Linked DNA regions of Homo sapiens: region 2 is linked to region 1. A link is an interaction called in ENCODE POLR2A ChIA-PET data of the cell type or tissue named here. Cell type or tissue: OCI-LY7. All regions are shown on one strand. Links, peaks and the distances in the headings refer to the core of each region. The heading gives the core; the rest is flanking DNA. Region 1 overlaps TBK1 (TANK binding kinase 1). Region 2 holds the start of MSRB3 (methionine sulfoxide reductase B3).

The links. Peaks named below come from ENCODE experiments on the same cell type or tissue, not always from the same donor. Only the 100,000 strongest peaks of a DNase experiment are listed, where the experiment ranks them.
Region 2: POLR2A ChIA-PET joins it to region 1 with 11 read pairs; 2 of 35 experiments call an interaction of 5 or more read pairs at or near these places.

The regions. Positions count from the first base shown.
Region 1 is chr12:64,454,731-64,459,062 of GRCh38, reverse strand. TBK1 (TANK binding kinase 1) reads right to left here. Exons shown (of 21, transcript NM_013254.4): 2 at 3,106-3,223. The coding sequence starts at 3,192. Among named protein-coding and RNA genes, the nearest start is that of TBK1, 4.8 kb to the right of the region's middle. In OCI-LY7, for the core only: no CTCF peak of the experiment used is centred there; no DNase peak of the experiment used is centred there; H3K27ac peaks cover 62 bases.
Region 2 is chr12:65,276,708-65,281,104 of GRCh38, reverse strand. MSRB3 (methionine sulfoxide reductase B3) reads right to left here and starts at 2,422. Exons shown (of 7, transcript NM_001031679.3): 1 at 2,240-2,422. RefSeq lists silencers at 1,673-1,982, 2,083-2,212. In OCI-LY7, for the core only: no CTCF peak of the experiment used is centred there; no DNase peak of the experiment used is centred there.

The sequences.
Region 1 (4,332 bases), core at 1-4,000:
CATCACCCTCCTCTCTCACTCCAGAATCGCATGATCCTTTTCTTAAGGCCATTTAACTGCTTCATAATCCTATGTGATTCCCCTCACCCTGGTCATGCAAAATACACAAATTGATATATATTCTTTCTAGAGGAAGATGAAAGATCAAAGAGCCAATGACCATTTTCACACATATGAAAAGAGAAGAATTTAAGTACAGTTCAGTTTCACTGTTTTTCCCTCAGTTCAGCAAGGGTTAAGACACTGCCAAATCTATGCATCACCCAACAGAGTGATTTTTCTTAAGCTGAGACAGGCCTCAAACTCAGTCTAAAACTAGGAGAATCCTAACAGAGGAGCAAGCAGGGAAAATAATACAATTTTGCAATATACCCACTGACCTCATGGTCATTATTTTCCAAACTTGTGTAGACTACATCATGCCTGTGAGATTATCGGGATCCAGGTGGAAACGTACTATTTTCCCTTTATTCACCTACACAGTCATCTATTATTCACTAAGTCAAAGTGTATACAAATAATAGAGATCCATATATATATATATATATATGTATATATCCATATGTGCAGATCAACACATCCTTCAAGTCTCTTCCCTTAAACTTCACCATGGTAATCACACACATATACACACACCCACACTCATACTTTAGTAACTAAAAGCAATTTAATAAAAAACAGATTAAGTAGGTAATATACTTTGAATAACAAGTAATAAATGTAAGAATTTGGTCATTCTAAGAAATAATATAAAAGGGCTAATATCATGGTAAAAATCCTTTAAATAGTTAAAGGGAAGCAGGATTTTTTGTAGGATATAGTCCTAAACAGTTGCAACTGCCATCATTAAGAACAAATATGGTTTCTCAAAGCACATCCCTAGGAAAACTGTTGGGGACTAAATACTAGACTGGGCCTTGGCAATCTTTTTCGTGTGTGTATGTGTGTGTGTGTGTGTGTGTGTGTGTGTGTGTGTTTAGTAGAGACAGGGTTTTGCCATGTTGCCCAGGCTGGTCTCAAAACTCCTGGGCACAAGCAACCTACCTGCCTTGGCCTCCGAAAGTGCTGGGATTACAGGCGTGAGCCACCATGCTCGACTTCACAATCTTTTAATTAATTCTTATACTTCTGAAATTCTCATTTTAGATTTCCACACTATAATGGGTAAAGTACATATTTGTTTCCTTTGGAGAACTTTAGGTTGTCTTGGGGTAGTCTAATCAGTCCTCATTCATTCACTTATTCTTTCATTCAGCAAACATTTACAGAGTGCATACTATGTGTAGTCACTTACATGAAGAACACTGAGTATCTAAGTAAGGAAAGAGGAGCAGGATATGTGACGTATCTTCTAGTGCCAGGCCCTTTCAATATGTCTCATCCAGTCTCTATCACTATTGACTATCTCTCATCCCATCAGCTTCCACTTTACTTCCTTTCTAATCAATCTTGCTACTAAACTCGAAACTGTGTCCAGTTAATGTGCAGTATAGCTAACCGCACATTAGCTATAGTAATATTCACTAGGTCTGCCATAGTGCCTGACACATACCAAGTGATTATTAAAAGTTTGTTAATTTGGACTACAGGAAGATAAGATGATCAGACGTGTTCTCAATGCTAAATTCTGAGGCACTAGTCATTTTCTCCTTGGCATAAAACAAAAGCAATTTCTAGGACGGAGTACCCAGGATTGATCGCAAGTAATCTGAATAAGAATCCAGAGCTTGTGGATAATTCTAGATACAGGGGGAGGAAAGCTAAAAGTTGTCTGTATGGTACTTCTGATTCATTCTCTATGAGCCATAAAGGGTGTTTATAGTCAATATTCTCTCCCCAGAGGAAACAGCCCCTCCCCCATGTACGCTTATCTCATCGTCACTGACAGAACTGACTGGTAGTCTCAAGAATACAGGAAAAGAGGAAGCAATTCCTCTCTACTAAAACGTTTAGGGCCCTGTTTCTGAAAATAAGGATTTAGGAAGCTCCAAACATCATTTAGCTCGAAACAAATTCATAGCACTGAAAAATTAGTTATTATTTGTATTATAAATGAACTTTGTACTCCATTTTTCCAGCTTCTTTCTCAGACTCCATTTCTCCAGCTTTTTCCCAGAATAGAAAGTTTAATTATCTTCAATTTCTTAATTTTAAATTATTTTAACTATTTTAAATTTCATCCTCCACATTGAATCTAAACAAAATCCTTTTTTTTTTTTTTTTAATTGAGTCTTGCTCTGTCACCCAGGCTGGAGTGCAGTGGTGCTATCTTGGCTCACTGCAGCCTCCGCCTCCTGGGTTCACACCATTCTCCTGCCTCAGCCTCCCGAGTAGCTGGGACTACAGGCGCCCGCCACCACGCCTGGCTAATTTTTTTTGTATTTTTAGTAGAGACGGGGTTTCACCGTGTTAGCCAGGATGGTCTCGATCTCCTGACCTCGTGATCCGCCTGCCTCGGCCTCCCAAAGTGCTGGGATTACAGGCGTGAGCCACCGCGCCCGGCCCCTTTTTGGTTCTTGAAGTGCCTCTGGGAATAATCTTTTTATTTTATTCCCACTTCCACTACCAGGTTCTGATTACCTTATACCAAAATATGGTCTTTTCAACCTGGGCTCCTTGTTGAGAATCTCATTTTACTCCAATCTACTTTGTAGGATGCTGTTTTAGTAGGGGCACTTACCCTTACCAGAGCCTATCAGAAACACCTGTGAGTTCCCCTCCCAATACACATCTGCCTCCCTACCAACCAAAATGCCACATCAAATGCTACCTCAACTCATTACACTGAACTTCTGTCAGTGAAATCACTCTACCATTAGGGAGCTGGGCTGGGGAAAGCATCAAAAGGCACAACACTAATCTTTCCCAGTCCATTTTCAACCAATCTGTTTTCCTCCACTCACTAACACTTAACCTGTGCCACCACTGGGTAGATATGTTCACTGCCTGACACAGCTATGCCTTAAATGACCACGAAAATCATTAAAACAATTTCTTCAGACAAAGGGATCAAAATCACCAAGTCACACACTTTAGTGTCAACATGCATCTTAGAACAAAATACATACAGTGATAAAAGGTCTTCAAAGTTTTCTCTGTACTAACCTTATGTCTTCCACGAAAGACATTTGCAGTAGCTCCTTGGCCTAAAATATCAGATAAAAGCCACAGATGATTAGAAGTGCTCTGCATCTTGGCTGGATCAGGCAATCCTCTTGTTATACTAAGAGAAAAAAAAAATTTGCAACTATGTTTTAAGGGAGTAACACAGCTAAGAAACAAATGTTAGCTGTTTTTAGTCTCAAGTAAGATCACCCATTATCTGTTACTGACATGAAGTGTATAAACAGTTCAATATAAATATCTTAAGTTTCAAAGTATTTTCAAGTCATAAGTTGCTAACTGATATGGTATGAACAAGTCAAAATATGAACCATTATGATTCAAGTTAGATTTTCCTCTGGAGAGACGGATCTGAATGTTCAGTTCTAGCCAATGTAGATTTTTACTTTCAACTTTTTAATCAATATCACTTTCTGTGCTTAACTCTTTGGTGTTACCTTGTCTGTTTTCATTCGTCTAAAATTCTGCAGGGATGACTAAAATTTGACATAATGGTATAAATGGATTATTAAGAGTAACTTTAAGTTGAAGATTAAAGCAAGATGCCATTTTCCCCATGACCTTCATTTTGTTTACATTTTTTCCCTGTAAGTTAGTATACACTATACATACTATAATAAAATACAATAATATGACAAAAAAAATCTAAGTTTCAGCTGGGAGCAGTGGCTCATGCCTGTAATCTCAGCACTTTTGGAGGCCGAGGCAGGCAGATCACCTGAAGCCAGGAGTTTGAGACCACCTTGGCTAACACGGCAAAACCCCGTCTCCACAAAAAATACAAAAATTAGCCAGGTATGGTGGCAGGTGCCTGTATCCCAGCTACTCGGGAGGCTGCAACAGGAGAATAACTTCAACCCGGAAGCAGAGGCTGCAGTGAGCTGAAATCGTGCCACCCTATTCCAGCCTGGGTGACAGAGCAAGACTCCATCGCAAAAAAAAAAAAAAGAAAAAAAAAAAATTGGCCGGGCGCGGTGGCTCACGCCTGTAATCCCAGCACTTTGGGAGGCCGAGGCGGGCGGATCACGAGGTCAGGAGATTGAGACCATCCTGGATAACATGGTGAAACCCCGTCTCTACTAAAAATACAAAAAAATTAGCCGGGCATGGTGGCGGGCGCCTGTAGACCCAGCTACTCGGGAGGCTGACGCAGGAGAATGGCGGGAACCCGGGAGGCGGAGCTTGCAGTGAGCCGAGATCGCGCCACTG
Region 2 (4,397 bases), core at 280-4,279, 820 kb before region 1:
GGAGTGAGCCACTATGCCCAGCTAATTTTTTTTTAATTTTTGTAGAGACAGGGTATCCCTATGTTGACCAGGCCGGTCTCGAACTCCTGGGTTCAAGCAATCCTCCCACACTGGCCTCCCAAAGTGTTGCATTACAGGCATGAGCCACCACACGTGGCCTTAAAATCTATTTTTAATTATTAAATGGCATATGTATTAGAAAAACTGATGAACCTTACTGTTGGGATAGTCTTTGGATATTCTTTTGAGTTGAGCAAAATAGCAAGGATTTCTGACTTAATGGATTAACATCTTAGTTAAAATATTAGAACAAGCACTTTTAAAAACAAAAAGCAGTGTGTTGATTCAAAATCTAAATTACATTGTATGCTGCAACCTTGCCATACAAGCAGTTTAAGCACTGTGACAAAATTCTAGATAAGTAGCAAAGAGCTACTTATCTTAATATAAAAATTTCCAGATATTCATATAGGGCCCTAATAAAAGTCATCAGAAATTAGACTGATATATCAGCTGGGACCGGAATTAAAAGAATATATGTTTAAATGGTCCAAATATAAACTTGATGTTCAAAATTACTGGCAAGGGGCCAGTACAGTGGATTCTGGTCTTCGAAGGCCGTTTCACCACAAGTATTAGGTAAGTCAACACATCACTGAGGAAAAAGAAAGCATACATATGTTTCCTGGCAATAAAATCCACTCTTCACTATCCAGCACAGTATTTTTTAGAAATCCATTGAAAAATGTGAAATTAGAACCTGTTGTATTTCCCAAGAAGTGCTATTAAAGTTACTTCCAAAATATGAATCTATAAAAAACAGGGTTTTTTTGAAAAACAATACTATGCAGAAAGAAACATGAAACTGATATCACTGCTCAAGTTACTATTTACAAATTGCAAATTGAATAAAGTTAAATATTGTAAATATCTGCCATTAATCTGAACTGACAATTTTATAAGTTATATGAACCCTGAAGTTTTTTTATAGACAAAATTGTTTTTGAAAATCGATCTTGCCACCAGCGCTGCAAATGAAAATATGAAGAGATAAACCAGAGAGTACTGAATATAATCTATGCTTCATAGAGTCATGTTTCAACTAATTTATGAGTCCTAGTTTGCCATATCTTATTTGACAATTTAGTCTATTGGTAGAAAAAACAAAAGCAAACTAAAATCTCCTAAGAAATCTCAGCTCTAAGGAATTATAATTTATATTCTTCCATTCCCGATAAAATTAAGAAGCAAGAAGCTTTGACGACTACTCATCACAAACGTAAAAGTCCATGCAATTTCACATTTACCTTTATCCCTACCTTTGTACTTTAAAATAACTGCTTTTTAAAATAATAATCTGATATTAAATTCCCCCCAACAGTTCCCACATGATTCAAGAAGATTATCTTATAAAGTCTTACTGTAACGACTTCATAACTGCCACTTCCGATAGCTATTAGCCCTAAACCAAATAAGGCAGGAACAGCACTTTTCATTCATATAGTTTGACTCGAAATAGCCCAGTGTAAAACTTCAAAAATAGACTTGGATGCCTTTTTCTGCTTAAAAACAAAGCAAAACTGATACCTGGCAAACTCGGGGTTCTGTTCGATTTTGGCCTGTGAAATGCCAGGCGGGCCCGCTGGAGTCTGGCCCAGCAGCGGGGCAGCAGCGCAGGGAGGGCGGGCGGCGGGTGCGCTCCCGGGTGCGCCCCTCCCTGCCGCCTGCCCGCCGCCCCGCACCCCCGTCCTCTCCGAGGCGCGCGGCGAAAAGCGCAGGCCTGGCGGGCCGGTTCCCACGCCTCGGGCCCGTTATCTGAGCGGCAACCCCGGCAGGGTCGACGCACAGAGCAGAGGGCTCCGGGATGGACCCCTCCCCTGCCTCCCGCGGGCTGCCCCGCCAGATCCCTCTCTCCTGGGCCCGCGCGGGGCGAGAGGCTCCCGCGGGTTCAGGTTCGCTCCCGGGACAGGATAAGGTGTCAGTGAGGCTGCCAGACGCCTCCCTTCGGCGGGTGGGGGGAAACCAGCCCTGACCTCCTTCCGTTCGGCCCCTCACCGCTGGCGCGGGGCGCAACCCTTCTGCTCCCCTTCTCGGCTGAGGCAGGGGCTGTCCCCGCAGGTGGCCGAGGGGGCGCAGCAGGCGCAGAATGGAATCCCGGCTCGGGGTCACACCCTAACGTGGCAGGGTCGGGGTGGGAGGGGTGAGGCGAGGAGGAGAGGGGAGGGGAGCCCGAACTTACCGGACTGCGCACTTCCCAGAGCCGCGGCCAGGCAGAGGCAGAGGCAGAGGGAGAGGCAGAGCGAGAGGGGGCGCGGGAGGGTCCGCCGCGGGCTCATGGAAAGGCCAGGCAGCCGCCGCCGGTGTCCGAACCTCGCTCCCTCCCTCCCCGGCTCCGGGCGACGGACGGGGCGGCGGGAGGCATGACGGGAAATTCCTGGGCACGGGCAGCCGAGTCCAAATATGAGCATAGGAGACGAGCGAGGGAGGACCACGGAGCGCGCCGGCCGCGGACGGGGCCCGCTGCCCGGGGCTCGGCGGCCGCCAACTCCCTCCTCCTCTGCCCTGTCCTCTTCCTCCTCCTCCTCCTCCTCTGCACCGTCCTCCTCCTCCTCCTTCTCTGCCCTGCCCTCCTGCTCCTCTCCTCCCCCTCGTCCTCCTCTGCCCCAGGGCTGCCGGCCGCCTTCTGCCTGGGGGCATCCCTTTCCAACTCGGGACCCCAGAACACAGCCAAGCGCCCACCTGGCGTGTTCCACCTGAGACCGCTGAAGGAGTGGGAAACGGACAAACCAACACGAAGAGACCGGACAGCGAGCCAGGGACCTGTGGGAAGACGTGTCAGGGGTTGTTGAGAGCGTTGGTGGTGAGGGGATAAAAAGTTGTGGGAGAGTGAGGCAGGAGCAGGGCTGCCAGTTAGTTACTTGGCCATCCTATACATACAGAACGAGCACTCACTGTAATACGGAGAACCAGCCGCCTGCGTTCCAGGTGAGCGGGCCCTCTCTAGCAGAGGAGGGTGAGTGTGTGTGTGTTCTTGGCCAAAATTGCAAAGGTGCTCGTCCCAAACTTATATTTGAACACCATATATGGAGCCCAGGCAGGCTGGCTGAACAGTAGTTTTTCACAACAAAATGCTTAAGTTTACACCGGTCTTTCTCTCCACCTCCAATCTCTATTCATGTCCACCCCCCAACCCCCTCCACACACTTGTTTTGTATGTACCGTAGCTTGTCTAAAATGAAATGGTGTAATTCATTCAGAAGGTGCCACCTCTGATGAACAAAATGTCAGTCCTAGATGTTTAATTACAGGCCCAAGCCTGTAGTTGCCTAATTTTCCTTGGCACTGATAACTCCTTGGGTAATCAAGTCCAAATGACCCTTAGCTTTTCAAGACAACATAATTATGTCTTAATTACTATAATATATTTTTTCCCTCAAACTAATGGGACAGGACCTGGATATGTAGGGTATTAAGTAGTTACTTACGAACATTTTAAGATGCTAGATGATACAGAAATGATTTATTGATCCAAAATACTTAAGGGGTAAATGTCAAACAGATTTAGAGTGTGGATTATTTCAACGTGAACTAAAGTGATGGTAATTTGTACATCACACTATTTGTTTGAAAATGCTGTATTTGAAAATCAAGAACGTTGTTTCAAATCAAACTCAGTTCTGGCAAACTATTAAAACACATACACCAAAAAACAGTCCATTGCAAGTGGCTCCCCTCAAAACATCTGGTACTGAAAAACACCACATCCTGTGAATTACATATAGCAAATGGGCAAATGTCACCCTTAATGCATTGGCAATTATAATGGGACTAAGGGTAGATGACCCAGATAAAGTAATGGTGAATAAATTGTAATGCAATGAATAAAGGATTTAAATGACACATAACATGACTATTTAATTAGGTACCTAGAACCTAGGTAGTTGGAAATACTGAAGAAGCTCTTCAGTATTCCCTCCGTTTCCTCTTTTTTTATAGCCTTGTGTTACATAAGTGTCTGTTTTTCTACTTCCCCCACAACACTTTGCAAAGTTCTTTGCCCATAGTCCAAATGTTTGTTTAAAAACAAAAATAAAATGGGCACAGCCATTTGTAGAAAGGAATTTAGAAGCTCCCTAAGTGTAAAGCATGTTTCAAAGGATTGCAATAATTATGCCTATATTTAAAATATTTTAGTGAAGAACCTTACATACAAAAATATAGAATTATAAAAAATGCAATATCATTACAACCCAATTCATGTTAGTAAAAATAGAGAGTTCATTGTATCAACATAGCTGACATCACTGTCAGCAATGCCAACCACTATTCTAAAGGCTTGAATAAATATGCTAAGAGTGGCAGAAAAGAACTAAAGTTACTAAGTGCATGATAAGTGC